Linked DNA regions of Homo sapiens: region 2 is linked to region 1. Evidence: chromatin loops called from intact Hi-C (ENCODE). Cell type or tissue: A673. All regions are shown on one strand. Links, peaks and the distances in the headings refer to the core of each region. The heading gives the core; the rest is flanking DNA. Region 1 holds the start of LOC105375956 (a long non-coding RNA gene). Region 2 overlaps LOC101930053 (a long non-coding RNA gene).

Region 1 (16,489 bases), core at 5,351-13,350:
GCCATTTCTTCAAATGTGTAGACACTAGTGTAAGGTTTACAAAGATCCAGAGAAATATCACACCAAAAAAAGCAACTAATAAATCTCTAATAATGGACCCTGAATAAATGGAGATCTATAAAATGACTGACAAGGAATTTAGAATGATTATCTTAAAGAAGCTTTGTGAACTAAAAGAAAATATCGATAGAAAATTAAATACAATTTGAAAAACAATTTATGAAGAAAAGTGAGAAGTTTTAAAAAGAAACAGAATCATTTTTAAAAATCAAATAGAATCCTAGAGATAAAAAATACAACAACTGAACTAAAAAAAATTAATAGAAGCTTCAACAGCAGACTTGATTCAGCAGAAGATATTATTGTGAGCTTGAAGGCAGGACATTTGAAATTATACAATCAAAAGAGCAGAAATAATGAAAAAAAAAAGCCTATGTGAATTATGGGTCACTATCAAAAGAATGAACATTTGCTTAAGATTTTCAGAAGGAGAAAAGAGAAAACAGAGCCCAGAAAGCATATTTAAGTAAACAGTGGCTGAAATTTTCCCATATCTGGGGAAAGATGACAACATTCAGGTAAAGGAAGCTCAGAGGTCTCTAATTAAATTCAACCCAAAGGGAAGTTCACCAAGACACATCATAATTAAATTATCAAAAATCAAAGACAAAAATTCTGAAAGCAATAAGAGATAAGAAAAATATCAGATTCAAGGGAGTCTCAATACATCTATCAGCAGATTTCTCAGCAGAAATCTTGCAAGCCAGGAGAGAGTGGGATGACATATACAAAGTGCAGAAGGAAAAAAAACTACCAACTAAGATTACTTTGCCTGGAAAAGCTGTCCTTCAGAAATGAGGAAGAAATAAAAACTTTCCCAGATAAACAGAAACGATGTCAGTTCATCACCATTAGACCTGTCTTACAGGAATAGTTAAAGGGATTCCTTTAGCCTGAAACAAAAGTCCAAAGTGATATTCAGAACACTAATACTGTAAGGGTGATATATAAAGCAATTTTATCTCTATTACCAGGGTTGCAAAACAAAACTATCAAAAACAACAGTAGCTACAATAAATGGTTAAAAGATACAAATTACAAAAGTATATACATATTGACACTTAAATCATAAAAGTGGGGGAGGCAGTAAAAGTGTAGCATTTTTGTATGATTAAAGTTAAGTTGTTATCAGCCTTAAATAGCCTGTTATAAGTATAATATATTTTCTGGAAGCCTCATCGTAAACACAAAGCAAAAACCTGTAGTAGTTGCACTAAATATAAAAGGAAAGTGTTCAAAGCATAGCACCACAGAAAATAATCAAACGACAAGGGAAGACAGCAAGAGAGGAAAAGAGAAACAAAAGATCTACCAAACAACCAGAAAACAAATTACAAAATGGCAGTAGCAAGGTCTTACCTATCAATAACTACCTTGAATGTAAATAGATTAAATTTTCCAACACATTAAAATTTCCAAATTTTCCACAGAGTGGCTGAATGAATAAAAGGAAAGAACAAACTACCTATATATTGCATACAAGAGACTCACTTTACTAGCAAGAACACACATAATCTGGAAGTGAAGCAATGAAAAAAGATATTCCAACACAAATGGAAACCAAAACAGGGCAAGGGTAGCTATACTTATATAAGACTGATACTTATATCAGACCAAATAGATTTTAAGTAAAAAAACAGTAAAAAGGGACAAAGAATGCCATTATGTAATGGTAAAGGGAAAAATTCATCAAGAAGACATAAAAACTGTAAATATATACGCACCCAACATTGGAATACCTAAATATATAAAGAAATTATTAAATTATCTGAAGGTAGAGATAGGCCACAATGCAATAATAGTAGGGTATCTCAGTACCCCACTTTCAACAATTGACGGATTATCTAGACAGAAAATCAATAAGGAAACATTAGATTTGAAGTTTATCAGATTTGATACATGCCCTCAAGGCAGAAGCAGCTTCCTCCTTTCTCTTGAATCTCTCTGAGTTCTGGGCTCCCAGCTTCCCTTAGATTTGGTCCTGATAATTATTTTTCCTTTCCTCTTACCTCTTAAACATTTTCAAAAGATGTTTTCTATATTTGATCATTCATTTTTAGTTCTCAGCATTATAAAGGTTATTACAGATACCAGAAAAAGTCAAATGTATTACCAGAAAAAGAAGTCTCACTTTAACTCTTGAACGGTAATGGCGGCAGTGGCGGAGCATCTGCAGCAGCTGCTGCCATCACGCCTGCAGCAGCAGGGAGGCATGGCCAGGGCTGCACACTCCGTGGAGCTGGTGGGAGGTGGGCACAAGTGGGAGCCCCGCCCCTTCCAAGTTGGGGTGGGATGTCCCCTGGGGCCGCTGCAGCCACCCAAACCATGGCTGTAGAGCCGACCTCCCACTCCAGGGAGCAGGCAGGAGCCCTGCCCTCTGAGCGCGGCTGCAGTTGCCCAAGTCATGGATGCAGAACCAAGTCTCGCTGTGTTACTGGGGGGCCAGGAGCAGGAAGGAGCCCTGCCTTCCCAGGTACAGACGCAGCTGCCCAAACTATGGCTGCAGACCTGGACCTCCCTGCACTTTTGGGGGCCCAGAAGGTCCCCATGCCCTTGCAGGCTCAGAGGTGCCAGCTCCCACTGCCTGGCTTCTCCCTGCTGTCAGTACCTGCTCCATCAAAGCAAAGTCTGGCTCAGCCCAGGTGCCATGAACAGCAGCAGAGGCAGACAGATTCCTGGGTGGAAGGGGGCAGGTTCCCATGAAGCCCCACCTTCAGGCAAGGGAGGGCCTGAAGGCTGGGGGCTGGGCTGCCAGTCCCACCAACGGAATGGGAGCTTGTGGTGCCTTTTCTGGGCACCGGTGGCTGCTCATGGACCAATCAGTGCACACTTCCTCCCCTCTGAGGCCATATAAACCCTGGGTTCAGCCAGAGCTGAGCAGATGTCAAGATGACCAACAGCAGAGAGGAGCTACCCACTCTAAGGCCTTCTCTCTGCTGAGAGCTTCAGAAACTTGCAGAGACGTCGGGACTACCAGCTGCAGAAAGGCATAACCCACTCCAGGGCCTCCTCTCTGCTAAGAGCTAAACATTCGTCAGGACACCCTGACTTTGGAAAGGAGCTACTCGTTGCGGTCTCCTCTGAACTATTCTATAACTCAATAAAGCTCCTCTTCATCTTGCTCACCCTCCACTTGTCTGAGTGCCTCATTCTTCCTGGTCACAGTACAAGAACTTGGGACCCGTTAAATAGCAGGACTAAAAGAGTTTTAATACAAACAGGGCTGAAACATACCCCTTCCTCACCATGTTGGGGGCAAAGAGAAGGAGAGAAGAGCTGCAGCCCTTTGGGGAGCCCAGACCTGGGAGCTCCCTGAGCCAGGGATGCGACTCTCTCTTTGTAGCCCTGCAGTTCCCAGCATCTCCAAGCTTCCAAGCACCACTGCATTCCCCAGTGCCAACTGGCGAAAATGCTTGCAATGCACCTGGTTCTGCTGCAGCCTCACAGAGATCCAGTGCCTGTGCCGGCACCTGGAACTGCCCACACATGGCAGCAGCCAGTGTTTCTAACCATGCGCAGTGGCTGGACCTCATGCTTGCTCACACACCCCTTGCCACTCTGCCACATGGTTCACCCGTGGTAGGCGTGGGATCCAGGCCAGTAGCGTAAGCTGAGTGCAGCCTGTTAAGCTGAGTGGGCAGAATGAGCCCAGCAGGCCCAAGCAAAGGTTGGGTAAAGGCATCACTGGCCACAGAGGTTTCCGGCCAGAAAAGTAACACCCAAAGATCCTGTTACAGTCATTTAGCTGTTATTTCTTGAAGGTAATTTTTTGATGTCTTTGAAATCATGGGATAACCATTATTTCCTTAAAAAATTTCAGATATTACTTTAATATTTGTTTAGTATTTATTTATTGAATTCTATTGTTGCTATGTCTAGTATATTGAAGTTTTAAGGTTCATTACTGCATTCTGTGCTTAGTTGTTCTTAAGATTGTTTATCTTTAAAATTATATTAAAACACAGCTTTAGCTATATCTCCTTAGTTTTTTTATTATTATTATTATTTTTTGAGATGGAGTCTTGCTCTGTTGCCCGGGCTGGAGTGCAATGGCGAGATCTCCACTCACTGCAAGCTCGCCTCCCAGGTTCATGCCATTCTCCTGCTTCAGCCTCCTGAGTAGCTGGGACTACAAGTGCCCGCCACCATGCCCAGCTAATTTTTTGTATTTTTAGTAAAGATGGGGTTTCACCGTGTTAGCCAGGATGGTCTCGATCTCCTGACCTCGTGATCCGCCTGCCTCGGCCTCCCAAAGTGCCTTAGTTTTGATATGTCCACTTTTCATTATTATCCAGTTAAAACATTTTCTAAAATTCATTGTTTTTTTTTATCCTGTGTGATATTTAGAAGCATATTGCTTAATATCAAAAGATTTAGGGACAATAAAGTTATCTTTCATGATTGATTTCTAGCCTAGTTTCACTGCGATAAGAAAACATTATTTAAATTGTTAAAATGTGTTCAGGCTCACTTCATGGAGAAGCATAAAGTTAAATTTGGTAAACAGTTCATACGTGTTTGAAAATCATATATTCTATGGTTGTTGGATACAGTATTTTATACATGCTCAAGTTTGTTAGACTTGTTGTTCATATGTTCACTAATCTAAACTAATTTATCTCTGCTTGTTCTATCAGCTATTGAGAAATGTCACGGACAGTTTCTATTCATGGCTATAACAATCCTCATCTCTTGGTACTCAGGTCCTTCTGTGATCATCTCCCCCTAACTGTGGATTCGACCAGTGACTTGTTTCTAAGGAATAGAATATGGTAAGTGATAGGATGTTACTTCCAAGATTAGGCTGCTAAAAGACTCATGCTTTTGCTGGGCTTTTGCTTGCTCATTTTGATGGACGTAGGCCCACCATATGGTGGGCTTCTTTTTGTGGGGGTTCTTATGGCAAAGAACTGAAAAAGGCTTTTGGTCAACAACCAGGGAAAAAATAAGATCCTAAGTCCAGCATTATTCAAGGAGCTTAATACTGCAATAACCACACTGGAAACAGATATTTCCCAAGCTGAGCCTTGAGATAAGATCGCCCTTGGAGAGACCTTAAGTCAGAGGATGCAACTAAGCTACTACAAGACTCATGATCTATTGAAACTGAATAATCAGTATTTATTGTTTTAAGCAGCTAAGTCTTGGGACAATTTGTTCTGCAGCAATAGATAATTAATACCAAAGAGATTCAATTATAGAGTTTTCTGTTTCTTCTTTTATTTCTTTTTTATAAATAACTTAATTGTGGTAAATATTCATAGGAGAAATTTCCCATCTTAACCATTTTTACTGTACAGTTCAGTGGTGTTAAGTACGTTCACACTGTTGTATAACCAATCTCAAGAACTCTTGTTATCTTGCAAAACTGAACTCTATACCCATTAAACAATAATTCTCTAGTACCTTTCCCCCCGGCCCCTGGTAACTTTTATCATGGAGATACAAAGAGATGTATTCACATATATACAAAGTAGCAATTCTACTTTGTATCCCTAAGAATTTGACTACAGTAGGTACCTCTTACAAGTTGAACCATACAATATTTATCTTTTTGTGACTGGCTTACTTTACTTAGCATAATGTCCTCAGGGTTCATCCATGCTGTAACATGTATCAGAGTTCTTTTCCTTTTTAAGACTGAATAATATTCCACTGTATATAAATATCACAATTTTATGGATATATACTTGTATACACCACATTCTTCTGTTGATATGCTCTTCGGTTTTTTTTCCACATTCTCATTTTTGTGAATAATGCTGAGATGAACATGGATGTAGAAATATCTTTTCAAGATCCTGCTTTCAATTCTTTTGGGTATATACTCAGAAGTATATTTAATTCTTGAGGAACCACTATACTGATTTCCACAGTGGCTGCACCATTTTACATTTTTACCAACAGTACACAAGGGGTCCAATTTCCCCACATCCTCACCAATGCTTGTTATTTTGTGGGGTTTTGTTTTATAGTAACAATACTAATGAGTGTGAGCTAAATTCTGTTACTTTTTTCTTTATATATTTTGAAAAAAAATTTTTGAGACTGACTTTCTCTCTTATTGCCCAGGCTGGAGTGCAATGGCATGATCTCGGCTCACTGCATCCCCTGCCTCCTGGGTTCAAGTGATTCTCCTGCCTCAGCCTCCCGAGTAGCTGGGATTACAGGCGTGCGCCAGCATGCCCAGCTAATTTTTGTATTTTTAGTAGAGACAGGGTTTCTCCATGTTGGTAGGCTGGTCTCGAACTCCTGACCTCAGGTGATCCACCCATGTCGGCCACCCAAAGTGCTGGGATTACAGGAGTGAGCCACCGTGCCTGGCCTTGAAATTCTTAATAAGAGCATACACATTTAAATTTTCATGAATGATTGACTCTTTCATAAACATAAAATATCCCTCTTTCTTTTTAATAATATTTGTTGCTTTAGAGTACACTTTGATAGCTGTCTGATAGTAATAATGCTATACTAGACTGCTTTTCATTGATATGTGCATGTATATATTTTTGTATTCTTTTACTTTCAAATTCCCTTTCCTTATGTTTAATGTACAGCAGATAATTAGGTTGAAATTTAAAAAAAAATAGAATCTGATAATCTTAAACTTTTATAGTTGAATTTATTTTTATTTTTATTGATATAGATGGGGTTTTGCTATGTTGCCCAGGCTAGTCTTGAACTCCTGGCCTCAAGTGATCCTTCCACCTCAGCCTCCCAAAGTGCTGGCATTACAGGTCTGAGCCAGCATACCCAGCCTCCATTAATATTTAATGCAATTATTGATATATTTTTATTTTAATCCACCATCTTCTCTGTTTCTCTCTGTCCATTTTATTTTAAATTTTGGTTTGTTTAATGTTATTATTTTCACAATTTCTACTTGATTCTTTTCCAAATCTGCTTTGTCTTTTTTTTTTTTTTTTTAAATAGCATCCTCTTCTTTCACTATGGGTTTTTTGCTTTAATTTTGTAATCATTTGAAACATATTTATTTATAATTTCTTGAAGCTTGCTATCTCAGTTTGGGGAAGTGGTTACTAATTCCCCATCACTCTGTCAATTCTTTTTTATGATAGATGAAGTTTTTCATTATATTATTGACTTTAATGCATTTACATTCATTTAAAATTCTTGTAGTCCTTACCTGCTATTATTTTAACACTAGAAAAGTTTATTATAAAAATTTCCTGAGAGCATTGTATTTTATGATTGCATATTCATAAAGTGCTCAGCTCAAGCAGAGTTCTATACAAGCTTCTCTGTTAAGGTATGAGAGTGTGACCAGGCTCTTTGTCTATCTTCCTTTGCAAAATATAATCTCATATTGATTATCACAGTCATTAAGTTTGTGCGGAATTATTTCATCTTCCTCTTCTGTGAAGCATATGGTAGGACTGTCATTCTCCTTTTTAAATTTAGGTGTGGCCACGTGGCTTGCTTTGGCCAATAAAATGTGAGTAGATGATATGCCTTTGCGGTGGAAGCTTTAAGAGCTAATGTGTGCTTCATCACATTCTTTCCATTCTCCCACAGAGACTGACAGCATTCCTGGTGGTGTTGCTTTTTTAAGCTTAGATCCCAGAAAGAGATTATGCAGAGTAGAGTTTCTAGTTGATTTATGGTTGAAATGGAGTCTGAGAAACAAATCTTTGTCATGTAAGATTGTTTTTTGGGGCTGCTCGTTATTGTAACATAATGTAGTCTTTTTTGATTGATACAAGGATCAGCGGCACAGCTTATTTCTTACTGTATTCCCACATGTTAGCACAAGGCCTGGTACAGAAAGTATTTGTGATTTGTTGAATCAAATTTTAGAATCAGAGTTCTTCAACGCCTGTGGTGACAATGCAAAGATGGGGGCTGATATTCTGTGCCATTTGGTCTTGAGTTCTCAATACATTCCATTCATTTTTCCAGCTGGAGGGACGAAGAATGACATTTGACTTAGTCGCAAATGGAAATCATTTTGTTTGGTACAAAGCCCATTGGAAAAAGGAAGACAAAGGGCATTTCTTTCAGTGGTAACCTGCTACTGCATTTCCTGTAAACACTAAATATTCTCCTCTGTTAGCCTATGAGAAATGGTGCTAGGTGGGAGAAGAGGCAAGGGTTTTCTTGTTTGTTTGTCTCTTAGCTCAAAAGAATCAGGGGAGAAATCTCTTCTAATTACAGAGTTATGTGCTTTGGAAGGACTTTTTTATTCATTAAGTCTGCCCACTGCCTATAAGTAATCTATCTTGGAAAAGATGTTTTATTCTTAGAAGTATGAAACCATTTTTGGTCTCTGAAGCAAGATGATTGGATCCACCAATAGAAAGTCATATTCTCTTGGTCAGATAAATATTTTATGCATTTTATTTTTCAAATAAGTAGAGCAGTCATGTTATTTACTATCTAAGCATAGAGACATTTGATCATGAAAGAGGGCACTGTTACCATTTATACTAGGACAACTAGCATAAAATGGTATTTTCCTGGGCAAACTATATGAACACCTTACAAATAAGGCCACTTATGAATGTAACTTTCATAACATGTAATCAAGTCATTAAGTCCCTTATTCTGAGAAGAGCCAGCTGACCAGGAGACCAAAAGGCCAAGAGAAAGAATGTCATCCTCAATTAAGCATTTCAGTGAGTAAATCATGATTCCATTAGTTGATTGTTACTAAACTTTCTTAAGACATGCCCTTAGTGAAACCTTTTACACCAGCGTACAAATGCATGGACTATTTGCCTGAACTAGAAGGTCCTTCCCCGTCAGCAACCCCTGACTATAAGACCCAGACTAAATGTTATTTCCTCTGAAATGGCTTCTTCACCATTCCTGGATGTGGCTCGTCTGTGATAACTAGGTTTCCCCAGCACAGTGTAAACACTTCTACAGTAGTACTTTTCACATTATATTATAATTCTTCATTTATGTCTGTCTTCCCTCATGCGCTGTTCAAGGGTAAAAACTGTGTCTTATTTATTTTTGTGTCTTTCTAAGAAAAGCTTTTTTTACTCAGTGTAATTGTTCAATACATTACTGAAAGAATGAATGCAGAGAACTACTTATTTAGAAAAAGAAGTTTATGCTAACAAGGCCTTCCCAGCTTGAGCTTGAGATAGAAGGAATAAAAAGAATGAACTGATTTACCAGCTGTTTCCTGATTCATAAGGAAAGAAATATGGAGTAATTCTGAGGTGGGAGGCAGGGGAGAAACAAAGCATAGTTCATTTTAATTACATTTGGCTGTGGTACCGTTTCAGGATAGAACTCACAAAGCTGTAACTGCTAGGAGCTGTGTATGTATTGCTTAAGGGAAAACAAGATGATGTACTAATCTTTAAGATATTTTAAAAAGACTCTTTTGTGGTACATTGTCTAGAAGTGAATGTAGGTTATATCCCCTCCAGTGGTAACTACAGAAATTAGAGATGCTGAGAAATCATGTGGTCAACCCTCCCAGCATCGTACGCACAACGTCACCTGAGCCATGTTTATGTAGCTCCTGTGACTTCCCAGGAGTGTGCAGAGCTCCTAGCAGAGCAAAGAAGGCTGCTTTGGAAATCTAAAGCAGACACTTGGCTCCTACTGCTAGATGGCCTTGGTGAGGCATTGGGAATTGACAGATGTTAAATTGGCAGCACAATTCTCCAACCTGGGAGTTAAGGCTAAAGCCTGAAGTATTGAGAAGCCATATATATTTATGTAGAGAGGAGGGACCTCTCTTGAGCCAAAAGGAAGTGGGTGGGTAGGGGTTCTGTTTACTTTATTAAGCTGTTTTGCAGGATTTGGGGAACCAATTTCATTGAAGCATGTGTCAGGACAGGGCAGTCATTCTCAGAGTCAAGTAGTACTGTCAATAAATAATCGCATGGGGCCTGAGACTGGTGGGATTACTTTAGGTTCTAATTCTGGACTGACACATGAATAGTTAGAAGCATGAAATACCCATGTTTCTCCCCAGGACTAGAGTTTTCATAGCTCTAGGATATAAGGAGGAGTTCTGGTGACTACAGGAGGCGGTGACAGAAAGAGATACATAGAAACAGCAACATACATTTCTCCCTACACTGAGTCTGTCTCAGCCTCTACCATTCTTTCACTCTATTCCTTCAAAAGTATGTTCTAAGCCCATAGTACTGTGCTTAGCAGTGCAACATTAATGGTAAAGAAAGCATTGGCTCTCAAGATCTCCTGGCCTAGTGGGGAAGGCAGCCACATAAACAGATCACCATCATTCACCATGATATGTAGGCTATTGGAAATGTGTATAGGAGGTTATGAAAATATAATGGAAGGAGTTGCTGATTCTGTGTGGTTATAATCAGGAAGAACTAGAGTTTAGGGAAGGCATCACATATGGCTCCCCATTATAAAACCCAACCCTCTTGGCGTGGTATTCTGGCCCTTCAATGTGTGTCCCTGCCAGTTGAAATCTCACCACCCACCATGCCTGACACCAACTCTGCTCCATCCAGAGTCTGCCTGAATCTCAGCTTTGTCCTCTTTGTTCCCTGGCTGGAATGTTGCATTTTTCTCTACTGACCTAATCTTATCTGTTAAAAGTCAGCTCAAGTCCTACCTCCTCCGTAAGTCCTCTTCTGAGTATTCTAGCCCATAGTGAATTGCCCATTCTTGACTCATTGTTTGGAATTCTACCTTGACACTAGATTTTATCTTGCATTGTGACATCTCTTATATTGCTATATAGTGCTTCTAGTATTGATTTAATACACACATGTTTCTCTTCTCCCAAACTAAACTTAAAGACATTCAATGGCAGAATGCATTATCTAATATTCCGTATATACCAGTGATCCCCAAACTTTTTGGCATCAGAGACTGGTTTCGTGGAAGACAATTTTTCCATGGACCAGTGAGGTGGGATGGGATGGCTTCGGGATGAAACTGTTCCACCTCAGATCATCAGGTATTAGATTCTCATAAGAAGCACGCAGCCTGGATTCCCTGCCTGGGCAGTTTACAATAGGATTCCCACTCCTATGAGAATCTAATGCAGTGGCTGATCTTACAGGAGGCAGAGCTCAGGTGGTAATGCTTGCTGGCTCCCTGCTCACCTCCTGATCTGTGGCGTGGCTCCTAACAGGCCACCAACAGGTACCTGTCTGTGGCCCAGGGGTTGGGGACTCCTGATATAGGCCTTAGTAGAGTGTAGGGCACAGTACTCAGTAGATACCTGTTGAGTAAATGAACATAAGAATTTTGTTACTTGGGAGAGATTCAGGATAAAATTGTCTCTCTCTCTCTTTTTTTTTTTTTTGCATCCAGATTCAATATGGAGTGTGAAACCTCTTCCTGTGGCTACGAATTTGGGTAACATTAATTTTTCTTTAAGACTATCCATGCATTCCTCCATCTACCAAATATTTACCTAAGAGTTTACTATTAACCACTACTTGGTGCCGAGAAACAGGTGAATTTGCCAAGAGGTGGAGTTCTCTGGAAGTAATTTTTCCCCAAACTTCTTTTTTTTCTTTTGTTTTGAGGCAGTGTCACCCTTTTGCCCAGGCTAGAACGCAGTGGCGTGATGGGAATGCAACCTCTGCCTCCTGGGTTCAAGCGATTCTCCTGCCTCAGCCTCCCGCATAGCTGGAGATTACAGGCATGCACCACCATGCCCTGTTAATTTTTGTATTTTTAGTAGAGATGGGGTTTCACCATGCTGCCCAGGCTGGTCTTGAACTCTCAGCCTCAAGTAGTCTGCCTGCCTCGGCCTCCCAAAGTGCTGGAATTACAGACGTGAGCCACTACGCCTGGACTGCCCTCAAAATTCTGAAGGCATTGCCCAATTATTTCTATTAGTTTGGCGCAAAAGTCACTGTGGCTTTTACCACTAAAAGTAATGGTAAAAGCCACAGTGACTTTTGTACCAACCTAATAACTTTCACTGTGACCGAAGTCAAATGCTATTTCTGGTTCTTGATATTTTATGTGAGTCCTCTTTTCTTCCTAATTGATCCTCAAAGTTTTGGGGATCCTCTATGTGTCGCTGGTATCAATGACTCTCTACCTTGGTGGTTTTTTTGTTGTTGTTTTCATTACGGTAAAATACAGATGAAATAATTTACCATCTTAACCAGTTTTAAGTGTACAGTTCAGTGGCATTAAGTACATTCACACAGGTATGCTGTTAATTTTAAATTCACAGTTTTAAGCACTTAGTGGGACCTTTCAAACTGGAGATGTATATTCTTATTTAATAATTTCATCCTCTATTTTCTCTCTTTTCTCTTTCTGGAATTTCTATTAAACAGATGTTTGATCTTCTGCACTACACATCTAACTTTATGTCCTTCCTATCATCTCTCTAATCATTTGTTCTACTTTCTGGGGTTTCTTTAACGTTTTCTTTCAGTTATTTACTGAGTGTTTTATTTCTATATTTTACTTCTCTGTTTTTCTTGCTTTGAATGTATTTTAAAAATAGCATCCCATTATTGTTTCATTGATGTAAAATGTTATATTATTCTCCAAGAACAGTAATCACATTTTTTGAAATTTTCTTATAGGCCCTTTCTTTCTTCCAAGTACCTTTTGCCTTTTTTTTGTTTGTTTAGTTTGGGGTCTCTCATTTTAGAAAAGTTTTCCTTAACTATTAGCCATCCCTGGCTATCTCTTTTTGGCTAAGAATCTGTCACTACGAAGCTGAATGGATGATCTATGTACATTGGACAGGGATGGTTTGATTAGTTAGAAACCAATAATTTTCTTGGCGAATTGCTTGCAAATATCCGTGGGTTTTCTGTTAAGTCAGGATGTCAGCCATCTGAAAACCCAGCGGCATAGGAACAGAAGTGGGGATCTCACCGTTTACAAGGTAGGCTTTTATTTAATTACTGTGTTTTTTAGCACAGCATTCCACTATCTCCTTTGCCTCATGTGCTTAACTCTGGGAGCTCTCAGGTTCATATTCCCAGTAAACCTCTCACCTCCTCTAAGCATGATGTAGGGAAGGCATCAGGCACCACCCTCTTCTTATATAGATTTTCGACTAATCATTCCCCACCTCAATGTCTTCTAAGGATCCCAGTGCCCCTCATTTCTGAGACTTTCCATATTTTTGCAGCTTAATCAGCTTCTCTCCTCTTCAATCTTTCTCCCCTATGCTAAGTAGGTTGCCATGTGTGTATTACTTTGTATCTCCAAATTTTTTTGAAATCTATCATCTACTTTCATGTTCTATTCCCATTTCCTTCATAATTTATGTTTTTTATTATCTATTATTTTGGAGATTTTCTGGATGGAGTTGACATTCACCTGTGTCTTTATCTGCTGTATTTAACTGGCAGTCCTTTTCCTTATATTGGCCTTTAGCTTTCCCCTACAGACTCTCCTGAAAGTTCCCCTCACCCTTGTCTTCCACCCTACAGCCAATGCTATGGTATAAGGTTACCATATTTAGCAAATAAAAAAACAGTTATTTCAAACTTCAGATAAACAAAGACTACATGCAACATACTTAATCTACAAAAAACATTATTCATTGTTTTTCTGAAATTCAAGTTTAACTGGTCATCCTATTATCTTATTTCAACTTGTCTTTGTTCAAGCTGTTTTAACACCATACAGGCTGGGCAGCTTATAAACAATAAAATTAAGTTCTCCCAGTTCTTAAGGCTGCAAGTCCAGGATCAGGGTGCCAGCATAGTCAAGTTCAGGGGAGGTCCCTCTTCTGGGTTGCAAATAGTCAGCTTCTCATTGTAACTTCATGTGGTAGAAAGACAGCGAGAGAGCTCTCTAAGGTCCCTTCTATAAAGGCACTGATCCCATTCATGAGAACCACACCCTCATGACGTAATTACTTCCCAAAGATCTCACCGCCTAATGTCATCACCTTGGGCATAAAGATTTCAATATATAAATTTTGGGGGAACACAAACATTCAGTTTATAATATAACTCTTGTTGGAGAGGAACTTCTCACCCTAGCTTTGGCTTCATAGTACCATAATTCATACGTCTATCACACATAATTCTTATGTCTAACCACATAGCCAGCACCTGAGTAGCCCTTCTCTGTTCTCTTACCACCACAAGAAAATAGTACTAGACATTACCTGTGGTTCAAGAGCTTCTACACTCTACCAAAACAAGATGGGTAAAATGTCTGCTCTTCACATTTTGCTTATGCTAAGCTAAAGGCTGTGAACTGCATCATTAAAGCTTTGGAGCATTCTCAAATATTTTCAACAGTAAACTGACTGTTTACTGATCAGATTTGGATTTTTAAAAAGTCATGCTGTGGCGTAAAGGGTGACAAGCCTAGGAGCTGAGAGACCTTTGGATGACTACTGTAGACAGTAATTCAAGCAAGAAAAGATAGCATCCTAAACCAGGGAAGAACAAGTGAGAAGGGAGAAGAGAAAATGCAAGGAATATTAAAGAGGTATAAACCACCACCAGATTCAGAAATTGAATTACTGTGTTGAAGGGAAAGGAGGTATTGAGTAAGTGCTGAGTTTCTGGCTTAGGCAAATGATGGTAGGTAGAGCCTTTCACAAAAAAAAAAAAAAAAAAAAGAAATTCAGGACGAGAACAGATTTAGGGGAGGAGATTACCATTGTTTCTCTCCTAAATGGTTCTCATTTACACAGCAGGAGGGTGATGTTCTTCCAGGAATTATGAATGTCTTTGGCCTTGTTCCAAACTCCCAGCAAGAAGAAACCACAAAGATACATCCAGCTTACTGAAGTCTTTTTCAAATGGTTGCTCCTATTCTGACCCTGAGCTCAGCTGCTGGAGGAAGACCTTGCATTTCCCACATGCAAGCAAGGGAGGGGCCTTCTCACATGACGGTCCTGTCTTTTCAACCAGGGGGTGACAGCTATTGGCAACTGTCAGCTCAGCAACACTGGAAATAGGCTGTCCTCATTTTGCTCTGGTGCATGGTGACCAGCAGGAATGGCAGGGGCTGTTTTGTGCTCAACCTGAGTTGAAGTAACCCATCCTGGACTGAGATCTGATAGCACCAAATGGGATTGACTCTCTGGAGGGACCATTTTCTTACCAATTGAGGAGTTTGCCCCTTTGCTTTCTCTCTTAACTTTCAGATGACATCATTTGCATCAACTTCTCTTACTGCACTGTCTTCCACTTAGAATAATTGTCAGGAATAGTTCATCAGCTGTAAGCAGCACATCTCGCTTCCTGGGGAGCTGGAAATAATGTAAACTCCTCTGTTTTTAAATTTTTTTGACCACGCCAAATCTCATTATTGAATCAATTGAGTTGATTGAGAGTTTAACATTAACTTTAGTGCTAATTCTTTGCCCTGTTAATACTCAAGTCAATACAGGCACCTGCTATCTCTGTTAAGCTAATGAGGCAGGAAAAAGGATGGGAAAGATGGCAGGTGAGGTCAGTTCTTCATCCCCTGAGTCTCTGTGTTGTCCAGGCAACTTTCCTGCGACTGTAAATGGCAGTGTTTTGCTTTCCAGTGTTTCTTTCCTTTGTACTGTGTTAGCAGACTGCCATTCCTTTGGGAATGGCCCCTCTACTTTGTCTTTCAAAGAGTGTGCAGGATGAACTCGAGCAAACAGTCTTATGGCAATTGCAGACATAGCTACTCCATCAATTTCTATTGTTTTTGATTCAATCTGTTTTTGAAAAAGTGTGGAGTTGGAAACACAACTTGGTGTGTTGCACAAAGCAACAAACGGTTTTAGTGCCTGGGAAAAGGGAAGGCACAGGTTTCAAGGCACATTTAAAGAACTTGGGGGGTGGCGGAAGGAGTAGGCCATTCTGAAGCCCATACCTCTAGCTGAAAAATTCTAATCTAATGAGTCTATAAAGAAGCAAAAAAAGAGTTTGTAAAAATTGTAGCACTATGAATTCAAACAAACATTATTATGCCTAAGTTTGCCTTATCAGGGGAATTGTTAAACTCAAGTCAAAGGACAGGGAAATAATATATAATCAACCAAATAGATTTTTTAAAGTGGATAGCTTAGAATACAGGATATCAGTGGAAGCAGAGACATTGCACCTTACTTATAGGAATACAGGAGAAGAATAACATTCATGCACCAATGTGGGCTTGTTGCTAGTATGTTTTTTAAACAGCCCAACTTTCATGAAGTATTTAGGGAACATAACGAATTAAGTTTAGCAGTCAAATTCTTTCTCTCCGTGTGTGTGTGTGTGTGTGTGTGTGTGTGTGTGTGTGTGTGGCGGGGTGGGGAGCAGAATTATTCATTCTCTGAGCCTCAGTGTAGTCCTCTGAAAAGTGGGTGTGATTCAAAGAGAAAAAGCCGTGAAGTACTGAGCATAGTGCCTGGCACTTCCTAGCCACTGCATTGGTATTAATTTAGGAAACTTGCCTACAAAGACCACGTCCTTTCTACTTCTTCAGTTCACCAGCTGAAGCACATCACACACCATTCCAGCTTCCTTTGTTTCCTTCTGGGTGGTGTTTC
Region 2 (16,489 bases), core at 5,619-13,618, 49 kb after region 1:
AAGGGGTGTCAGGAAGGTAATTTAGATGAAAGCCACCACTTCTGAGAGCAATGACTACTAAGGAGAGTTCCTCCTGTAGAAAGCTCCAGGGTATAGCCTCCAGTGGGAACCAACTTTAGCTCCTGACCATCAGTAGTAATGGAAGAAGTTCCAGCAGGGCTAAAGATGCTACTATCTTGGCTGGAAATGTCAGCAGGCACTGCTGTGAGCCCCTGAAGGGAAACTATCAAAGAAGCTAAATTTGGATTCAAAAATAGGGAGCATTCTTTGGAGGTCAATGGCCCAACCTTCCCTCCTAGTGAGCATTGACCTTAACATTTATTGGAAGAGTAGATTGACATTTAATAGACTTCAATCAAAAAGCATATAGCATAGCGGAAAGAGCATGAGCCTTGGAGGCTGTTTGACATGGATTTTCATCCATGCTCTGCCACTTACTAGTTTGTGCCCATTGGTGATTTGTCTCAGTTCTTGTCATCCACTAAAAAAAAAAAAAAAAAAAAAAAAAATAGGGTGCTATAGAGAGGGCTGAATGAGATAATACATGCAATAGAAACTAGCACATTGCAGGTACTCAAAATATAATAGCCAATATTGTTCTTTCCTGTGTGAATTAGAAACTGATGAAACTCCAAGGCCTCTAACCAATTATTGAGCCCTTGAATTATGTCCTGCCTCTTGTATTCTTCTAGAAATCATCTAGGGGAATGTAGTATGGGAAAGTTATTAAATAAGTACTAGAGGCAGGCCCTGTGCCTGTGAAAGCCAGCACACTGTTACATAGAGAAGGACTTGGAATCAGTCCTAGCAATTTCATGAGCTCTAGAGACCAGCATTCCCATTTTATGTATTTCCAGTGATAACTGCAGGACACATCATTAATACACCGGTGAAAGAATTGTAGTCACAAAAGATTTGGTTTCTGCAAAAGATTTTCAACATAAGTTTCCTTTACCTCATGTATAAAAGATGTAAGCCAAATTTCTCTTTTAAAAATCCTCTGCTTGGTTTATTTCCCCTTGCCCAGCTCTATGTGTAATAGCTAATGTTTTGGGGATCACTTTGCAATTCAAAATCTGAGCCTTTCAAAGATGCTTCTTGATTTGATGTTCCAGGTGGCTGAAGAGGAAATGGACTTCAAGTGATTGTTCGTGGCTTTGAAAGGTCATGATCTACTTCCTGCAGTAGGTTTAATGTGCACCTGAACTTTGGCCCTCACATTTTTCTGATTATGGAACAAAATCATATGACAGTGGCAAGTAGCTCATTCTCACGCGCATCCAATGTTCAATCAAGGCAGGGTTCAAAGCTGATGGGCACTTCCGTGATTGGCATTTCAGAAGTGCATTTATTTCAGTCCTACACTGCATTTCCTACTTAACTCCAGCGTCAAAGGAATTTGAACAATTTGGCTGGTGGGCACAAGGGAAGGTTACGCCTCACTGTATGTATAATCATTTACACACTTAGTGCTCTCCAAAATGGGTCATTCTTTCACAACGCAAATTTTGCATGATTTATCTATAAAAGATAAAGAAATTGACATATTTCAAGAAAATATTGCAAGAATTATGGATGTGAGCATTTGAAGCATCATTATACATTAAAAATCCATAAAGTTTTCAGACATACTGCTATTTTGGTATAGCATCAAATCATTGTTCTAATAAGGAACACTTTTGAACATTATGAAATATTATTGGTATCTAGAGTTTGGTGCAGATAATACAATTAAAGTGTTTTTATATTATCATTTATACACTCAATCTCAATGATGTAAATTCTTTTTATTATATATCCTGTTTGTTTGTTTTTTTATTTCAACAGGTTTTTGGGGAATAGGTGGTGTTTGGTTCCTTGAGTAAGTTCTTTAACGGTGATTTCTGAAATTTTGGTGCACCCATCACCCAAGCAGTGTACACTGCACCCAGTGGGTGGTCTTTTATCCCTCGCCCCCCTCCCACCCTTCACCCCAAGTCCCCAAAGTCCATTGTATCATTCTTATGCCTTTGAGTCCTCATAGTTTAGCTCCCACTTATGACTAGGAACACACGATGTTTGGTTTTCTAGTCCTGAGTTACTTCACTTAGAATAATGGTCTACAATTCCATAATGAAGTAAATTCAGATGTTTAATTACCAAATATTTATTAAGAGTCTGTTTTGTGTCAGGCCCTGGACTAGCACTGCATTTTAATAAGGTCTCATTCTAGCTGTATGTACAGACAACAGATTTTATACACACAGATGCGACAATTAGATTGTTACACATGCTATGAGGGAAAGAGTGTGCAGGGATGACAAAGCTTATGAGGTGATCTACTTTAGATAGAACAGTGAAGGAAGAACTCCCTAGGACTAAAGTGAAGTCACATATAAGGTGAGAGCTGAAGAATGAGAAACCAGCCAATTTTTTCACTTTGTTTTGTTGGCTTTTAATTTTTGTCGGTATACAGTAGGTGTATATATTTGTGGGGTACATGAGATATTTTGATAGAGGCAATGCAATACATAATAATCACATCAGGGTAAATAAGGTATCCATCACCTCAAGCATCTATCCTTTGTGCTGCAAACAATATAATTATACCCTTTCAGTTATTTTAAAATGTACAGTTAAATTATTATTGACTATAGTAATCTTGTTGTGCTTTCAAATACTAGTTCTTATTCATTCTAATTTTTGTACACATTAACCATCTCCACTTCTGCTAACCCCTTCACCCCCACTACCCTTCCCATGGTTCTATGTTTTCTCACATATTATATAGGGGCAATCATAAAATTCACTTAGCATCATTCTGACACTCCTCCTTGCTCATGCTTCTCTAGTTACATTATGTAGTTCCTCAGCATGCCAAACTCTTCCCTTGCCATGATTCTGTGTTGTTTTTCCTCTGCCTGAAACACTTTTCCTGCTACTCTTCAAATGGCTGGCTTCTCCAAAATATCAATGAAATAAAAACTTCATTTTTTGAAAAGATAAGCAAAATTGACAAACATTAGCTAGACTAAGAAAAAAAGAGAGAGGATCCAAATATGTAAAATCAGAGATGAAAAAGAAGGCTTTACAACCAATACCACAGAAATTCAAAGAATCATTTGTGGCTTCTACAAGGAACTGTAAGTCAATAAATTTGAAAATCTAGAAGAAATGGATAAATTCCTAGACACATACAACCAAGACTGAACCATGAAGAAATCCAAAACCTGAACAGACCAATAACATGTAATGAGTTCAAAGCCATAATAAAAAGTCTCCCAGTAAAAACAGGCCAGGACCCGATGGCTTCACTGCTGAATTCTGCTGAACATTTAAAGAACTAATGCCAATCCTGTTTAAACTATTCCAAAAAATAGAGGAGGAAGGAATGACTTCAAAGTAATTCTATGAGGCCAGTATTACCAGGATACCAAAACCAGACAAAGACACATCAAAAAAAGAAAACTACAAGCCAATATCCCTGATGAATATTTATGCAAAAATCTTCAACACAATACTAGCAAACTGAATTCAACAACACATTGAAAAGATCATTCATCATGACCAAGCATGATTTATCCCAGGGATCCAAGGATGGTTTAACCTACATAAATCAATCGATGTAATATATTTTATATCAACAGAATGGAGATCACAAACCATAGGATAATTTCAACTGATGCTGAAAAAGTACTTGATAAAATTCAACATCCCTCATGATAAAAAAAACATAAAAACTGGGTACAGAAGGAACATACTTCAACATAATAAAAGCCATATATGATAAACCCACAGCTAGTGTCATACTGAATGGGGAAAAACAGAAAGCCTTTCTTCTAAAATCTGAAACATGGCAAGAATGCCTACTGTTACCACTGTTATTCAACATAGTACTGGAAGACCTAGCTAGAGCAAACGGACAAGAGAAAGAAATAAAGGGCATGTAAATTAGAAAGGAAGAAGTCAAATTATCTTTGTTTGTAGATAATATGATCTAATATCTGGAAAAACCTAAAGACTTCAAATTGAGCCTTCTCTACAATTTGACTCTCTCTCAGTTAGGTCCTGGGACTAATTTTTAAGCCAATAGGCCTTCTGCCTATAGTAATAAAGGGTCTCTTTAAGTGCTGTCAGAGAGGTCTTTTGGTTTTGGGTACATTATGTCCTGAATTAGTTCATTATTCTTTGCCTAAAAATATTACAGAGGTATCTCTTGAGGCAGATACTTTGCAAGATGATAATATTCCTTCCTCAAGATTTGTCCCCCTCCCATCATGGCATTAACCTTGTTGGACTGGTTAATATTAACCATAAGCAAACTGATGTAAAGTAACTTTTCAAATACTGTTTCCAATTTCTATATCCAAAATGTTTCCATTGCTCAACACATTTTTGAAATTCCATTTATGAAAATATCTCATATTTGTGCAGTGCTTATGTGGCTCTGAATGTCTATAATATTACTTTTTGTGATGGATGAATGATTAAAAGATTTTTGAAGTCCAGAAATAAGATTAGATTTGCACAATACTTACTGTGACCTTTACTCAAATAGGTCCTTTCAATGACAGTAAAATTTGGTAATTTAGTTCTTAAATGTCCTATTCATGTCAGGTCATTAAGAAGTCATTTTTTTTTTTTCTTTCTGACCCACCTCCTAGCTCTGCTGTAATACTGTCAAGGTCTCCTGGGATAGTTGCTGTGTTTTACTTGTAAGGGCTGTACATTTTATTGGTGGATGAAGTGATTCATCCACATGCCAAATACAAGCAAAGTTCTTTAGCATGACAGATATTACACAAAAAGAGAAAACACTTGGAATAAACGGCAACATACAGGTGCAGCTTCCTTTGGAGCTTTTCAAATCCGGAAAATATTGAGTTAGGGAAAAAAGAGTTTAGTGCACTCAGTTTGTAGTTCAACCCGTTTACTAGATTATCCTTTTCTATACCAAATAATATTGAATAATCAATCTGCATAGCACCAAATGGCTTCAGAGAATAATGGAAACATATGTGGGTCACCTGTGGAGTAACACTTTTTTTATGTAGCATCTTAGAATTAGAATTGTCCCAACTTGCTTTGTGAGAGCAGGAAGCACTCAATAAATACTTGGTGAAATGAATCCAGGTCAGACTATGTCCCCGGTGCTGGGATACAAAGGTAAATAAGACACATTCTACCCCGGAGGAGCTCAGAGTTTGGCAGAAAAATCGGAGATGCTAACAAAGGAGGATAATAAAATATGATATAAGCAAGGTGCTATAGGAATCTAGTAAAGGGGAAGATTGTTAGGTGGAATCAGGGTTTGCAGGAAAGGTGATACCCTTCAAGATCCGCTAGGTAGAGAAACAAGGGGAGATAGGAAAGAGAAGAGGGATTTCTAGGATGCAACTATGACGTTTCAATGAGTAAAAGCACTGAGTATTTTCATGAGATTCTATATAGTTTGGTTTCAAGGAAGCATGAAGGTGCTAAAAGGAGGACAATAAATTCGGTCTAGAAAGCAGGTTGAGGTCAGGTTGTGAAAAGCACCATATATGATTTATGGTGCTTTTGTGACCATACCCAAAGGAGTTTGGATTTCATTTTCTCCATGGAAAAGTCAGTTTTTAAATTTCCATATTGCCTACAGGACTAGGTTTTCCAAAGACTATTCCTGGCATGCTAGTTTTATAGGATGTTAGTAAGAGTTATACCAAAACACCTATGCAGGTTTTAGTTGAAAGGGGAAGGATGATTGTCTGGCATGGACAGTATGATACAGTGGTTATGAGAAATAACATTTATAGAGAATTTTTTTCTGAAACATGCACAGTCCATCCAGCTCTTAGATAGCGTAAGTTAAGCCAAACTCAACTGCATACTTAAACCCAATAGTCTGCCTCTTCCTAGAATGGATTTTACCATTCTACTCTTCCACAAGATGAGAATGGCCTATGTTGAGAATTGTAAGAAGAAATGGTTTGATTCAACATTTGTGAGTGCTATCTTCAAATAGCTGGTTCGTCTTTATCTTAGTGTGTAGGTGCTGTAGTTGATTGTGTATCTGTTTTTGCCACAAACACTAGGAATCTTAGAGCCAAATTTGTGTCTCCCTACCAACAGAGGATCCTTAGAACATTCATTTTGGGGTAATAACTAAACCCAGGATTTTTCTGACTTAAACCAGTTATATTCCCTTTGCTACAATGCCTTCATCTATTTATTTGATTCTATTGCAAGCATTTTGCAACCTCTCTCTGATCCTTTTGTGGGGGAAAAGCTGAGCTTAAGAAATGTAATGAACATATATCACTTACCACAGCATCTGGCATACAGTGCCTACTAACTAAGGATTTGTTTTTAATATGATGATTTTTTATCAACCCCACCCATTTCATTTCACAGTCCTCCCCTATTGACAGAAGATGAAAAGAAGCATATCTGACTATCAGAAATGTTTTTCAAATTCTACTTTCATGGTCTCAAGTTCCATTAAGCACATTAATAAATAGACAAATATTAGCCAAGCAATTACTGATTGCAAGGCCCTGAGCTTTGTGCCATGAAGGAGACAAATCAATAAGTCAACGAGGTAAGTGGAGCTTCTGATCTGATTAGGGAGGTATGATATTACTATGTGTCTCAGGATCCTCATCTGTAAAATGGGAAAAATAATATAACCTACCCCATGGAGTCACTGTAAGAATTCTGACTTCATACATGTAAAGTGCAAATATAGTGCCTGGCACATAAGTACTCAGTTAATGTCATTTATTTCATTAGTTTTTATTACTGTAAATTATCTTTGTGTGCAGGCAACACCAGAATATGCAATCATTAGGGGCTCTGTGTTCAGACATAGGGGAAATTACTTCCAGCTCAAGCCATTCAGGAAGGCTTCCCAGAAGTAGTAGGATTTGAGTTAGTCTTGAAGGATGGAGAGAATTCAACTAGGCAGAGAGAAACGTGGACATTGATCCTTGTGGGATCTCAATTTAAAAAGGTGGAGGAGGGGGAATATCCCCTTGGAAGAGACCTCACGAAGGCAGGGGATTCATGAAGGGGGCTAGTAGGTGGCAAGCCAGGCAAAGGCTCCTGCCTCCTCTTCCCTAAAGGCTCACACCATCAGCAATGACATCCTGCCTCTTCATGGGCCCTCCCAAACCATCCCCAGAAAGAAAATTGGGTGCTATTTTCTGAAAAACCTCTGAGCATCCTTCTGCATCCTTTAAGTACCTTTTAGTCATTAGGAAAATTACTTCATGGTGTGGTAATTATAGGGAGCTACAGACACCCTGTCCATTCTCCCACTAAATTCCTACACGCAGACTGAAAAAAACTATGATTCTATTTCAGGCAGGCGAGTGCTTTGGAAAGAAAGTGCAGGAAATGTGAAATGAGAAGGTGGCAGCAGAATTCCCATCTGTGCAGACACTGAAAGTCCTTTATTACAGAATGTGAGAGAGAAATCCGGCAAGTTGTGGCAGTGAAGGCTGGACTGGCTCCAATGTGCAGGCTGCAGAAGGCAGCTGCCAAGATGGCTGAAGCTATCTCAGAGACAAGGGTTCCAGGCTTCTTACCCACATTTATCTGTTTGTTTAAAGAGAGAAAATGTATATTTTTTAAATATCCCATAGTCTGATATTTATAGACCTCTTAAAATTTGGAGGAGAAAAACTTCACCAGCTCAAAGACGTTAATTTGGATAATTAAGCACAATTCTTGTAGCAAGAAGAGGAAAACCAATTTTAAACTGCAACGGTGATATGTGAATCAATAAGGTCTGTGACAGATTTGATTGATGTGTGCAAGCCAATAAGCTTATACCCATTGAAGACAGAAGCCTTAAGAGCTGACGGATGGAGATAACAAGAAAAGAGGAAAATTCCAATTCTAACTTGATTATTTATACCCTGAATTATTCCAAATTATTTGCACTTTCTGAAATTCAAGTTGAGAAATCAAACTATCCAAAGAACACCTGCTGACACAATTGAGCATCACCTTTCTTAAAGCAAATGCTAAACTCTGTCTAGGAAGATGGTTTTTCTTTTACTTTTCTTTTCTACCATCCAGCACCATTCTGAGTGGGGAAAAGAGCATCAATCAAGCTGGCGACGGATTTGAGTCAAACTCACACTCTCCATTTCCATCACTATCCTAAACGCCACAGAGAAATATGTTTCACAAAGGGAACTTTCCTCAATTAAAATTTTACGGAAGTATAAAATACAGACACATGCATAAATCATAAACATACAACTTGATGAATTTTTACAGTGTAATGATGTCCATGTATCCAGCACCCAAATCAAGAAATAGAACATTACTGGGGTCCCAGTTGCCCCCTATCAGTTACTCTATACCTTCAAGGTAACTACTCTCATGATTTCTAATACCATGGATGCGACTTTTGCCTGCTTTTGAGCTTATATGAATGGAATTATACATCACTGACTCTTTTATGTCTGGCTTCTTTCACTCAACGTTATGTTTGTGAGATTCATTCATGTTGTTGCATGTAGTTGTAATTCATTCAATCTCATTGTTGTATAGGATTTATTTAAAGTGACATGATTTACTATCCATTCTACAGGTAGTAGACATTTAGATTATATTCTGTTTGGAATTAACTCAAGTAATGCTTGTGTAAACATTCTTGAACATATCTTGCAAATATTAGGATTATACCCACGAGCAGAATTGCTGCATAGAGTTTTGAGTGCTTGCTATTTACTGAGCTAGGCTAGATGCTAGAATAAAACCACAAAAAGACCCAGTCTCTTCTTGCAAGGACCTTAGGATCCAGGGAAGGACAGAGATGACTGACAAATACTATTCCATGTTCATAGGAGCTATGCACAAGAGTATCTTGGGCTGGATGGGGGTACAGTGGAAGGTGGTGGAGTCAGGCGAGGCTTTCCAGTGGAAATGACACTCAAATGGACTTCTGAAGGATAAGGAGGCATTGGCCAGGGCACAAAGTGCAAGGGCAGAAGGAACAGCATGTAGAAAAGCAGAGATGGGTGAGAAAGCAGGTCAAGTCCAGAAACCTCCTGTTATGCCATAGAAAGAGGTGGGAAATATGTGGTAAAGATGAGGGCTGAGTAGATAAGTTGGAATCCTATCATGAAGAACCTTGTTCACCGTCTAGGAAATACATACATAATCCTGAATGTGACGGGAGCTACAGAAAATTCAAGAGACATGGAGTGACCAGATCCACTCTTTCTGGTGGTTATATGGAGTCTGGACTGGAGAAGGAGAGCCTACAAGCTAGAAACTGACGAGAATGCATGCTTTGTCTGGAAACAGGAATGAGGTATGGTATCTTAGCAAATAGAAACTAGGTGATTCTTTGAGGAAAGTCTTGCTTTGGCCCAATATCCAAGCCAAGAATCTGGATGGCTTCTAATGGAATACAGAGTGTTGCGGGGAGAGGGGAAAGGAGCAAGGGAGGTGTGTGTATGTGTGGGTGCCAAGTTTCAATGTGCAGAAACCACACACAGTAATTCATGCAGAAAGCTTTTGGGGCCAGCAGGCCACCTGCTGACATCCAGACTGGTGCAGGCAAGGAGCCCTCTGCTTGAAAGCGGAAAGGGAAAGCATATGTGTGGGGAGTTCAAGCCAAAAAGCAAATTCACTACAACATGAGTCTGCAAAGTGGTGCCAAGATCTCATAGCAGCTTTCCGTCCCCTCTGGAGACCGAGATGGAATGCTGAGTGGAGATGAGCAAGGTCTAATCCTGCCCAGCTCCCTGCTGGAGTCACAAGAGGATTCTAGAAAGTCTCGTTGTCACTGATTGAAATAATAAATTCAGTAGGAATATTTTATGTAAATTTTCCTAAAGTGGTGGCTTGGTTGCAGTCCAGAAAGTTGATGTTAGGACTAAGAATGGAAATTTGATACAGCAGAGAAGTGGGTAAAATAAAATATGACAGAAATATGCTACTTTATTAAGTTCAATTTTACATTTAAAAAATAAAATTATTTCTAGTTTTTATAAGTATAAAATTGGTAATATATTAGAAAGTATAAAAGTTCATGAGAGTTGAAAATATTTGCCCCAAATTCTACTGGCCAAAGAAAACAAGTTGGAAGAGATGTCTTCTTGCCTGCCTGCCTTTCATCCTTTATTCCTTTTCTTTCTTCCTCCCTTTTTTTCTTTCTTTCCTTATTTTAATGTATACATTCCTACATAGTTGTAATTGTAAAGCAACATTTATCTTTTGCCATAATTGGCATAATCTCATCTTATTAAAAATTTGTTATGACCTAAGTTTATATTTTATTTTTATTAAAATATTACAATTTCATTGCAAAATGTAAAAGAAAATGCTATGCAAAAAGCAAAGAAAATAAAAACCACCATTGTCTCTACTACTCAGAGATAATCATTATCAATTCTTACTACATTTCTTTCTTGACATTTTATGTGTTCTTGTCAACAATTTAACAAAATTATTGTTTTTTATATTTAATTTTGTAATTTTTATTATTGCCTATGTATTATGGACATCTTTTCTAACTGTATCCCATTGTATAGCATCACATTTTATTTAAATAATTCCTATTTTTGGACACTTAAGATATCCCAATTTTTCATAATATAAGAAATGCTATTCTTGTCCTAATTTTAAAATATATAAATATAAATACACACACATACATACACACACACACAGACTTCCCATGGAATCGCTCAGCAAAAAAAAATTTACATGAATTTTTAGGGCTTTGGCTACATACTCTCAAGTTTTTATCTGGAAAGTACATACCAACTTATACTACCAGCAGCAAAGTAATACCCATTTCTCTACAACTTCACCAACACTGGCTATTACTAATCATTAAAGAAAAACTATGTGGTATTCTGGTGGGTGACAATGAAATTATGTCCTTTATTACTAATGAGGTTAGATATTTCTTTATGTGTATACGGCACATTTTTATTTCTTCTTTTTTTGAACTGCCTGTTCAAAGCATAATTTTTATACTGGCATAGTTCTGTCATGTGGATATACCATTGTTTATCTAAGCATTCTCTATTCAAAGGGGAAAAGCAAAGTATATGTTCGAGGAGTTCAAGCCAAGAAACAAATACATTACTATATGTGTCTGGAACAATATAACAAGATCTTACTGCCTTCCAACCCTTCTAGAGACTTCCAGAGTTTTGCTCGTCATATATAATTCTGGAGTGAACATCTTTGAATACAAAGGGTTTTTGTATGTGTATGTTTGGGGTATTTAAGATAGATTCCTGGAAATATTGCTACTAGTTCAAAAAGTATGGCTATTATGAATATACTAATTGTACCCAGTATTACTTTAATGCAGAATTATCCTTTATTATAGCAATTATATAAACAACCATTAGTCTGAGAACAGATGTCTATAAAGGCAAAGTAGACTAAATTCTGGTACTAGCAGGACAAGGTGTTCTTTTGTATTTGATATGAAATATCAAGTAAGATAGGAAGCATATCTTGCCAAAGGTTCCACAAGCATGGGGTCATTCATTCATCTCATCATACAAACACACAGGATTCTGGAGTTACTAGCCAGAACAACATGTCTTTCAATCCTAATCATGCATATGTTAGTGAAGACGGAAGCAGAAATGGAACTGTGAGGTCAAAGATGTTTGTACTAACTCCTTTTCCTTGTTCTTTTGGGATCAACTTCTGGCACTATGTAGCATGGTTACTCTAGAAATTATTGGGAAAAAAATGCTTTAGAAATTATCCCTTCATTTTTTTAATGGGAGAGGCTGGGAAGTAAATTTAATTAAAGCCTTGAGATCAGTGTGTGAGTATACGCACATATATGTGTGCTTATGTACATGGTGGTAAGGAATAAAAGAGTTTTTACATTGTATTTTAATGTGCTTTTCAGGTGTTTCTGATGTTTGGTCAGACTTGTCTTCTGGTCGCTATTGGGCTGATGTCCCCTGTTATTCTAATAATTGTCCCTTCATATATTGTCTGTCTTTTCTCTCCACTTGCTCTTCAACTAGAATTCCCTTATCTTCACTGTTCTGCTCTTCATATGATGCATCTAGCTGTAGATTTATATATTATGCACAGGACTCAGTGTGCTTCTTCAATCTGAGAATCTGCTTCTGCTTTTTATAATTTCTGGAAAATTCAATCTGCTTCTGCCTTTTATAAGTTCTGGAAAATTCCCAGCCATTTTCGCTGAAAATATTGCCCCTTCACCATTTTCTGCTTTTGCAATTTCCATTAGACCTAAGTTGTAACTTTTAATTTAATCTTCCATATCTCTTGATTTCCCTTTCGGATTGTAGCCCTCTTTATCTTTCTCTGCAGCAGTTTGGGTAATTTCCTCAGATACAACTTTCATATCACCAACTCTCTCTTCAACCATGCCTGATCTGCTTTTAAAGTTGGCCACTATGTTTAACTTTATTCATGATTTTTCATTTTGAATTGTTATATTTGGTTGTTTTTCAGATGTTCCTTTCTTTTTTAGTCCTATTTTTTTCATGAGAGTTTTTATTCCTCTCTTTATCTCTTTAATGAGTGTAAATATATTTAATTTCTAGACAGTTTTAGGTTGTTACATTATCTCAGGTTCTTGGGGGTGCTATTTCTCTCACATGTGTCTGCTGACTCTCCCTTATTTGGATCTTTTTTTTTTTTTTTTTTTTTGGTTTGTTCTTTTTCATTGTAAACTTATTTTCAGCTAGAGTATTTTTTCCCTGTGGCACCCCTGTGTACTTTAAGATGTGGTAGTATCATTTTAGACAAGTTTTACATTTGATTCTTCTGGAAACTCCAGTAGTTTTACTTGCTTGAAGTAATTATGACATCTACATTAATATATTCATTTGAGATTCCTGTACTATGCAAATAGTGTAAAATTTGGATTCAATACCCATGCACAGCACAGATTTGTTTTCAGAGACAGAGTCTTGCTCTAACACCAGGCTGGAGTGCAGTGGCTCAGTCATAGAAGTCTACAGCCTTGAACTCCTGGGCTCAAGCAATCCTCCTGCCTCAGCCTTCCAAGTAGCTGAGACTATAGGTGCACCACCAAGACCAGTTAATTTTTTTATTTTTATATTTTGTAAGGACGGGGTCTTGTTGTGTTGCCCAGGCTGGTCTTGAATTCCTTGCCTCAAGCTATACTCCCACTTTGGCATTTCAGAGCTCTGAGATTTTGTAAAGATTGGGTCTTGCTATGCTGCCCAGGCTGGTCTGGAATTCCTGGCCTCAAGTGATTCCCCCATCCTGGCCTCTCAAAGCTCTGGGATTACAGGCATGAGCCACCATGCCCAGCCAGCACAGGTTTTTAAATTTCCATTTATTGTGGGGAACTTTTTCTCATCCAGATATCTAATCAGTGAGAATTTTACCAGTTGCTTTCTAGTACACGAACAATGTGTTTTGTAGTCCCCTTGTATGAGGGAAGCAGGTCTTCAGTTCTAAGTCCTCACCTTTCACAGGCCCAAGGTTAAGTCCTTTATTGTGTATGTGTGTTAAAGCCTAACCCATAGCTGTTAGATCCTATAGCCATGTCTAATATCCTCTGTACTGTTCTGGTATCAGCTCATGCATTTACCACATTGACTATAAGATTCTTCCTTCTCTGTGGCACATGGACATTTCCTCTTTTTTTTTTCTTTTCTTTCTGTTTACCTGTCTGTCTCTGTTTCAGCTACGTATGCAAAATAGTTTTGTTTTATCCAGCAGTTCTGTGTGCCTCAGCACATAGAAGAATTTCAGTATGCTAAGGAGGTGGAGCTAGAAAGCTATGTCAGTCAGGTTTGTAGACTACTGACTGGTGCAATAGAAATACATGACCTTTGGAACTGAAACCTGAGACTGAGCTGTGACTTCACCACTTACCATCTGAGTAAGCTGTGCCTAGTCATTCAACCTCTCCAAGCTATATTTTTCTCATCAATAAAAAATAGATAATGTTAGTATTGATCTTCATTACATGGTTTTCCTTATTGCTCTAAATTCACTTTTATTTAAATTCAAACCATTTTCTCCATCCCACTTCCTAGAAAAGCTAGAGAAGATTGCAATTTTCTTATATATCTTATTCAATATTTTCCCTTATTAAACAAATATGTTATGAAGGAATAAAGCAGTTATTGATTGAATGATCTTATTACCTTTCCTCAATGTACTTTTCACATACCAATGGACTGAGAAAATCTCTGACAGAAAAAAGACCTAAAATAGGAAAGAAATGATAAATTCCATTTCTTGGTAAATATGCAAGGATGGGGTTGGGGTGGAGTTACATTTCTGTGGAGTTTCACCCCTCACAGTTTTCATCTCTCTTTCTCTCCCTGGAGAGTGCAAATGAGTGAAACCTTATATTAGTTTAGACGTTCTGCTTCGATACATGTTTAAGAGCCAATAAACCTGTCAGAGTAGATTTCAGGCTGAGACAAGGTGAATGGCCTCACAGTAATTCTGCCAGCGCCTCAGGGTACCAGGCAACATAAGCAGAGAGGTCACCAAATGCCTGCTCACCCCATGCCCAGGCGCAGAGATATTCCACATAGGAATATAAGGACCTTTCCCAAAACGTTGTGTTTGGCATGTGGTAAAATTCTTTGTCAAACAGCAGAGCAGTCCGATAAGAAAACAACAACAACAACAACGAAGAAAAACAGAGCAAAAAATGAAGGCACATAGAAATAACAGGTCCTCTTAGTGATTCTGGTGGTTTGTAAACTCCACGTGAAAGTTATTATTTATCATGGAAGGCAATGTGGAGGTGTACACACCCAAAAGCTATCCACTTTTACCCCACAGACAGACTTACACAAAAACACTAGGTTGTCCATGGCAGTTTAATTTTTTTGTTTTTACTTTCTATAGCTTGTTTCTAGTAATGAAGACCTATAGGTACTGATCTATAGGGATTGCAAAATTAAGAAGCCAATTCCACCAATTATTCCACAGTGTGCCCTATAGGCAACAAGCCAAGTCCTACTGCATAGGACTTCCTATTGGCATTTTTTAATATCTAACTTTTAAAATATGAACAGATAGCCAAGAATTATCTGACATTTCAAGAAAGCCTCCAGCAGAAAAGACAGAGACATCAAATCAGAAGAAAGGAAGAAAGGAAACTCAAAAGAAACAGAGACAATATACTAAAGAAGAAAACTTTAATCAAACTATGTTTAATGATCTCAGAGGTATAAGATAAGCTATTTATCCTTAAAGTTAGGATGCTAGTAAGAAAAAAAGAGAAATAAATGAAGCTTATTGTTTAAAAAATAAAACGTTCTTAGAAATTTAAATATGATAACTAAAATTATGTGTGCATGTGTGTGTAAGATTTGGAAAATAAAGGTAAGGAAATATCTCAAAACATTAAGAAAAAGTAGAAGGCAAATCAGAAGAAACTAAAAGTCCAGTGCAGCAGGCCCAACATCCTACCAATAGGATCTAGAAAAAAATATGTCAAGAGAAAGATTATGGGAAAATTTTTTGGACCTGAAGAACGTGAGTCCCCAGATTGAAAAGTCCTATTCAGCAACTAGCACAATAAATGCAAAAAGACCCAGCTCTGTCATAAAACTTCAGTACACCAGGAAGACAGTAAAATTTTCAAGAAAGGAAACAGTAGGTCACATACACATGATCAAGAATAAAACGGCAGTCAATACTCAGTACTAGCAAGGAAAAATACAAATGTTTTCTGACATTTAAGATTTAAGAAATCTTGACCCATGCACATTTTCTCAAGAAGTCTTCTAAAGGATGAGCTTCACCTAATGCAAGAAAGACAAAACAATATCCAGAAAATAAGGAATCAACACAGGAGGAAGATGAAAGAAATTCCCTGGACAATAATGAAAATAAGTCTTAATATGATAACCGTACACAGGTTTAGAAAACAAGCAACACAGATACAAGAGTCCAGAGACATATGGAGGAAGAGCTCCATTAAAAAAAAAATTCAACTAATTGGATTAGGTGGTACAGCTGCTAATATAGGTAGTTATACATTGAGATACTGTATGTCTTGTGCTTGGGAACATGAGTGCAGGAGTCAGACTGCCTGGGTTCGAGTCCTGGCTCTGCCACTTACCATCTTATGTGAGCCAATTAATTTCTCTGTGCTTCATGCTTCCCATCTGTGAAATACAGATTATAGTTACCTACCTTATAGAGTTATCATAAAAAAATTAAATGCGACACTGATACTGTGATGAAAACAGTGTCTTGAATATTGCTGGATGTTAGGGGAAGCAAAGACAGTAACACGTACAGAGAAAACTAAGTCATTTTTTTAAATGAGTAAACTATCAGCTCTAGGAAAAAGGATAATTGAACAAGAAAGGAATTGTAATGATAGTATGCTCCTTGGCTCAGCAGAAAATATTTCCATTGTTGGAATAATGCAAATCCTGAAAATTGTGATGTAATAAACTGGAAGGATAAAGGGAGGAAAACGGGACTTAAGGGAGAAATCGTTATTTACCATAATAGAAGTGCGTAGAGGTAGTATTCTATTTAGAAT

Evidence for each region. Hi-C counts contacts between places; a loop is a spot of excess contacts. Peaks named below come from ENCODE experiments on the same cell type or tissue, not always from the same donor. Only the 100,000 strongest peaks of a DNase experiment are listed, where the experiment ranks them.
Region 2: it touches region 1 in a loop (4-fold over the local background); 2 of 110 quality-filtered maps call a loop at or near these places.

What each region holds. Positions count from the first base shown.
Region 1 is chr9:2,404,057-2,420,545 of GRCh38, forward strand. The region is part of intron 5 of LOC101930053 (a long non-coding RNA gene); the gene reads right to left. It overlaps LOC105375956 (a long non-coding RNA gene), which reads left to right and starts at 3,727. Exons shown (of 3, transcript XR_929433.3): 1 at 3,727-3,821; 2 at 4,764-4,832. RefSeq lists a silencer at 7,393-7,687. In A673, for the core only: no CTCF peak of the experiment used is centred there; no DNase peak of the experiment used is centred there.
Region 2 is chr9:2,452,511-2,468,999 of GRCh38, forward strand. It overlaps LOC101930053 (a long non-coding RNA gene), which reads right to left. Exons shown (of 6, transcript XR_001746603.2): 3 at 439-481. Among named protein-coding and RNA genes, the nearest start is that of VLDLR, 160 kb to the right of the region's middle. In A673, for the core only: no CTCF peak of the experiment used is centred there; a DNase peak (open chromatin) is centred at 9,551.